2 separate regions of the Homo sapiens genome follow, and region 2 is linked to region 1. Evidence: read pairs that join two places in POLR2A ChIA-PET (ENCODE). Cell type or tissue: MCF 10A. All regions are shown on one strand. Region 1 overlaps ERGIC1 (endoplasmic reticulum-golgi intermediate compartment 1). Region 2 has its middle 38 kb from the start of DUSP1.

Region 1 (2,500 bases):
GGAAGGAGTCCCTTTGGTGTGTGAATATGTGTGCCTGTAGAGGGTGGGGCAGGGTGGGGTGGGGATGGAAATGTGTGGCATGCACATGAGTTGAAATTCTTTTATGCATTTTTTTGAAGAAAAAAAAAAAAACAACTCTGAGGACATAGGGGATGTCAGTTTCCTATGGAAGAGACACCTCTGACCCGTTATTCTTATAATCAAAATCTGAAGGGAAAAAAATGTTTTAGTTCTTTCCCCACTCGTTGGGTTCAACTAGATTAAAAGGCTGATTTTCAGAAATATTATGGTGTGATTCTTTCTACCTTGACTGGGGCTGGGTGACCCAAAGGCTGGAATCACAGCCAGAATGGAATTCACTTCTAGAGGAGAGAAGGTAGAAGAGTTGAAAAGGAGATCTGTGAGGATGATCAGAAAGTCAAACCCCGGCCAGGCACGGTGGCTCACGCCTGTAATCCCAGCACTTTGGGAGGCCGAGGTGGGCCAATCAGGAGGTCAGGAGATCGAGACCATCCTGGCTAACATGGAGAAACCCCGTCTCTACTAAAAATACAAAAAATGAGCCAGGTGTGGTGGCGGGCGCCTGTAGTCCCAGCTACTCCAGAGGCTGAGGCAGGAGAATGGCATGAACCCAGAAGGCAGAGCTTGCAGTGAGCCGAGATCGTGCCACTGCACTCCAGCCTGGGCGACAGAGCGAGACTCCATCTCAAAAAAAAAAAAAAGTGAAACCCCCTTTGGCCAGGTGCAGTGGCTCACACCTGTATTCCCAACACTTTTGGGAGGCAGAGGCGGGTGGATCACCTGAGGTCAGGAGTTCAAAACCAGCCTGGCCAACATGGTGAAACCCCATCTCTACTAAAAATACAAAAAATAGCTGGGCGTGGTGGCAGGCACCTGTAATCCCAGCTACTCAGGAGGCTAAGGCAAGGAGAATCGCTTGAACCTGGAAGGCAGAGGTTTCAGTGAGCTGAGATCGCACCATTGCACTCCAGCCTGGGGGACAAAGCGAGACTCCGTCTCAAAAAAAAAAAAAAGAAAAGAAGAAAGAAAGTCAAGCCCCCTTAGATTAAGTCATTCCTTTATTGAGTCCCTACAGAATGTTCTTGGGTCTGTCACCTTCTAGCTGTGCAGCTTCAGTCCAGGTCCTTAACCTCTCAGTGCCTCAGATTTGTTGGGTGAAAATGAGGATAGTAATAAAACTACCACATAGGGCTGTTTCAGAAATAGAATCTATAACGTGCACAGAAATTATATTAGAATGAGATTGTCTATGTAGAAGAGTGTTTATTGCTGGTACACAGTAAGTTTTCACAAATGGTGATTGGACCATTATGAGCATTCCCAAATAGGATATAATCTTGAGAAAAGACTAACTTTAGAGCTTTGAGCTAAGGGCTCCATAAATGAAAGGTGATTCATAAATTCTTCTTGATTTCAAAGGACCTGGCACTCCTTTTTCAACCCTAAGCTCAGCAATGAGAGATCATCATCAGCTATGAGCAATGGACTTCCATGGATCTTTCCCATCTTGCTGCCAAGTCCTACAAGACTTTCATCAGAACAGCCCTAACACGGATAAACACACCAGGGATGAATGTGGGAGGGAATCAGTCTGTGAGAAATTCTTAACTCTCCCCATGCTCTCGCTCTTACATCCTGATACTTGAGTTATGTGTGTTCCCAAACGTGTTTATACCAGTTGTGCTTTTATACTGGTAGGATGTGATTTGGGGAACTATTAGTTAAACCAATGAGCTACAAGAAATGAACCTAGTAAAACTAAGTTGAATGCTTTAGAGAGACTTGATTAAGGTGAGTTGTTACCCCTCCCAACTCAAAATGCTGCTGAATGAGAAGTGAACAAGACAACTGTAAAAGATTTGGGAGGCCGGACGCGATGGTTCACGCCTATAATCCCAGCACCGGGAGGCTGAGGTGAGAGGATTGCTTGAGCCCAAGAGTTTGAGACCAGTCTGGGCAACATGATGAAACCCCGTCTCTATAGAAAAAATACAAAAATTAGTGGGCGTGGTGGCCTGTAGTCCCAGCCACCTGGGAGGCTGCGGTGGGGGCAGGGGCGGCGGGGGGGAAGTGGGGGGAGTGGTGGAGGCTGCAGTGAACCAAGATCTAGCCGCTGCACTCCAGCCTGGGTGACAGAGTGAAACTCTGTCTCAAAAAAGAGAGAAAGAGAGAGGGAGGGAGGGAGAGAGGAAGAGGGAAGGTGGGTGTGGAGAGGGAGAGAGACAGAGAACGGAACAACTGAAGATTTTTGGTTGGTTTATGTAAGGAAAATGGAGGGGAACACCGATACAGGTTTCTCTGTAAGGTAGAGCCTTAGCCCAGGGTCATTGTCGAATGTGTTTTACGTTGGCATACAACATTTAAGGGATGGATGCCATTTTTATTATTTCTCCTTTCAATGAACTTTTCCAATTGTCTAACCAGATGTGGATTACAGTGGTTTCATATAAGAGGATTTCTAAATCAGGATTACAGAGCA
Region 2 (2,500 bases), 220 kb before region 1:
TCCTCTGGGCCCCCAGCTGTAAAGAGATTGTTCTGACTCCCCGTCACTCGGGCAGGGCGAGGAGCAGTTTCAAGCAGACCCAACTACAGATGCTGCAGAGGGAGGGAGGGGTCGTCAGAGCGAGCCTGGAGACCCCCATCCCTGGAGAAGCCTCTGCCTCCAATCCCCCAAATGGCTGCATCAGAGAAATCCAGGCCATTTCTCCCACAAGCCCTGCTCTCCAGCTGGATGGTGCCCTCAGCCTCCCCTCCGAAGGGCTCATCCTGGAGATGGCCCTCCTCCATGTACCCCCAGGAAGGGATGGCACTGGGGGAAGAGGGGCCCATCAGTGGCTGTCATCGCTCTGCTCCCAACAAGGCCTTGGCTCGTTGTCCTGGTCCCCTTTCTGGCTGAGTGACCTTGAGCCCCAATCTGGGCTTCTCTTTCCTCATTTGCAGACTACTTGCCTGCCTCACTGGCTTTCAGGTGGGACGCAACACTATCAGGAAAACCACTGCTCCCTGAGGACCTACTATGATGCCAGGCCTATTGTCAGAGACCTGCTAGACATCCACGACGGATGTGATAGGCATTGGAATGCACACAAAGATACTGCCCCTTCCAGAGCCTTCTCTAGCTCTGCTGGTGGGCTTCCTCCCCAGACAGGCCTGGGGACACCCCACCATCACCCCCTGAAACAAATCAGGCAGATCATTAAGGATTAAACAGGAGTGACGGCTGTTTGGCCGAAACATGATTTTCTGAACTTTTCCATATGCTTGAGATATTTTATGGTACAATCACGCCGGCCCAGTAAGTGTGAAGCTGGCCTGGGAGAGAGGAGGCAGGATGGAGGAACTGGGTCAGGAGCTGGCCAAGCTCCTGGCCCTCCAGATGTAATGATGGAGCAGATGGGAGGCTGTGAGTCACTGAGAAATGCCCGGATGATTGGGATATTGCTAAAACTCTGAAGTCCCAGATTCCCTTGTGGGCTCCTGGCAAGGGTGTGGAGCTAGTGAACCCATGAACCAGCAGAGCAAACCAGGATGTCCAGGGTGACTGAGTCTGGGAGCAGGGACCAGCCAACAATACCCTTCTCAGTCTCTCCACGTGGTGGAATGGGGAAGTGAAGCCATTCCCAGGAGCCCTTGTGGTTCTGTGTCCAGCCTGAGCCACAGCTTCACCCAACTGGCGCCGGCCAGGTGGACCTCCTGAGGTCTTGGGGTGGGCCTCGGGCTCCTCAAGCCAGCCAGAAGCAGCAGATCAGCTCCCAGCTCCTAACCCCTGGGCCTGGCCGGAAAGCACCTCAGCTCCAGGGACGGGTCAGCTGCAGCTTGTTGTGCGGTTGCTAAGTTCTGTGCTGATCAGTCCGGGCCTCATGGGTTTTTTCCCTCTGGTTTCATGTTCTGACGGGAACTGAGTGAATCTGGAGCGAGTTAATTGCAGCCACAGCATTCCAGAGGGTGTTACGCTGCAAGTTCCTCCCTGGCCCCAGCTCCCCGAGTCCACACCCTCCCCGGCTGTGGGCTGGAGGCTGGAATATGAGCAGCTCTACAGGACTGGACCCTGAGGAATCCGCTGTTCTTTCTAGACACTAACTTGCCTTCCAGGGTGAGGAAAAAGGTTTAAGGTCAAAAACGCATATCTGCCCCTTGGTTCCACAGCTCTCTTTTCTGGCATTTAAGGCTCCACACATTTTGTTCCAAAAGTCATCCCCCAGCCTCATGTCCCACAGTGCCCTGCACCCTCTCTGAGCCAGCCAGACCAGGCTGTTCCCCAGATATCCCCGCACGGGCTCACCTCTCCCCTCCTTGCTGTCTCTGCCCAGCCAGATCTGATCCACCCTCCCTCCCTCCCTTCCTTCCCTCCTTCCTTTCTTCCTTTTTCCTTCCTTCTCTCCTGCAGACGATATTTGTGCTGTCATTCAGTGAGACAGGCAATATTGTGAAGCTTAGAAACAATTGATTTATACATTTCATAAATAAAATTATCAGAGAGTATAATTTCAGGTGGAAATGAGCACTTTGAAAAAAACTAAGAAAACAGATGAAGAGGGGACTAGGCTGTGTGTGTGTGTGTATGTGTGTGTGTGACATATATACCTTAGTCTCTTCTTTATTGCTTCCCTCCTATTTATTTATTTATTTATTTTTGAAACAGAGTTTTGCTCTGTTGCCCAGGCTGGAGTACAGTGGCGCAATCTTGGCTCACTGCAACCTCCACCTGCCAGGTTCAAGCGATTCTCCTGCCTCAGCCTCCCAAGTAGCTGGGGTAACAGGCGCCGGCCACCACACCTGGCTAATTTTTGTATTTTTAATAGAGACGGGGTTTCACAATGTTGGCGGCCTGGCTGGTCTTGAACTCCTGACCTCAGGTGACCCACCCATCTCGGCCTCCCAAAGTTCTGGGATTACAGGTGTGAGCCACCACGCCCAGCCACCTCCTTAGCTTTTTAAAGTGCTTATTTCCACCCAAAATTATATTCTTTTTTAATTTTATGTATGAAATGCACAAATCACTT

The links. Peaks named below come from ENCODE experiments on the same cell type or tissue, not always from the same donor. Only the 100,000 strongest peaks of a DNase experiment are listed, where the experiment ranks them.
Region 2: POLR2A ChIA-PET joins it to region 1 with 6 read pairs; 5 of 35 experiments call an interaction of 5 or more read pairs at or near these places.

Annotation. Positions count from the first base shown.
Region 1 is chr5:172,952,402-172,954,901 of GRCh38, forward strand. ERGIC1 (endoplasmic reticulum-golgi intermediate compartment 1) reads left to right here. Exons shown (of 10, transcript NM_001031711.3): 10 at 1-282. RPL26L1-AS1 (RPL26L1 antisense RNA 1) reads right to left here. Exons shown (of 4, transcript NR_026682.1): 4 at 2,381-2,500. It also overlaps a transcript of RPL26L1 not described here. Among named protein-coding and RNA genes, the nearest start is that of RPL26L1-AS1, 5.7 kb to the right of the region's middle. In MCF 10A, no CTCF peak of the experiment used is centred here; a DNase peak (open chromatin) is centred at 1,530.
Region 2 is chr5:172,732,376-172,734,875 of GRCh38, forward strand. No RefSeq gene overlaps it. Among named protein-coding and RNA genes, the nearest start is that of DUSP1, 38 kb to the right of the region's middle. In MCF 10A, a CTCF peak has its summit at 971; DNase peaks (open chromatin) are centred at 946 and 1,416.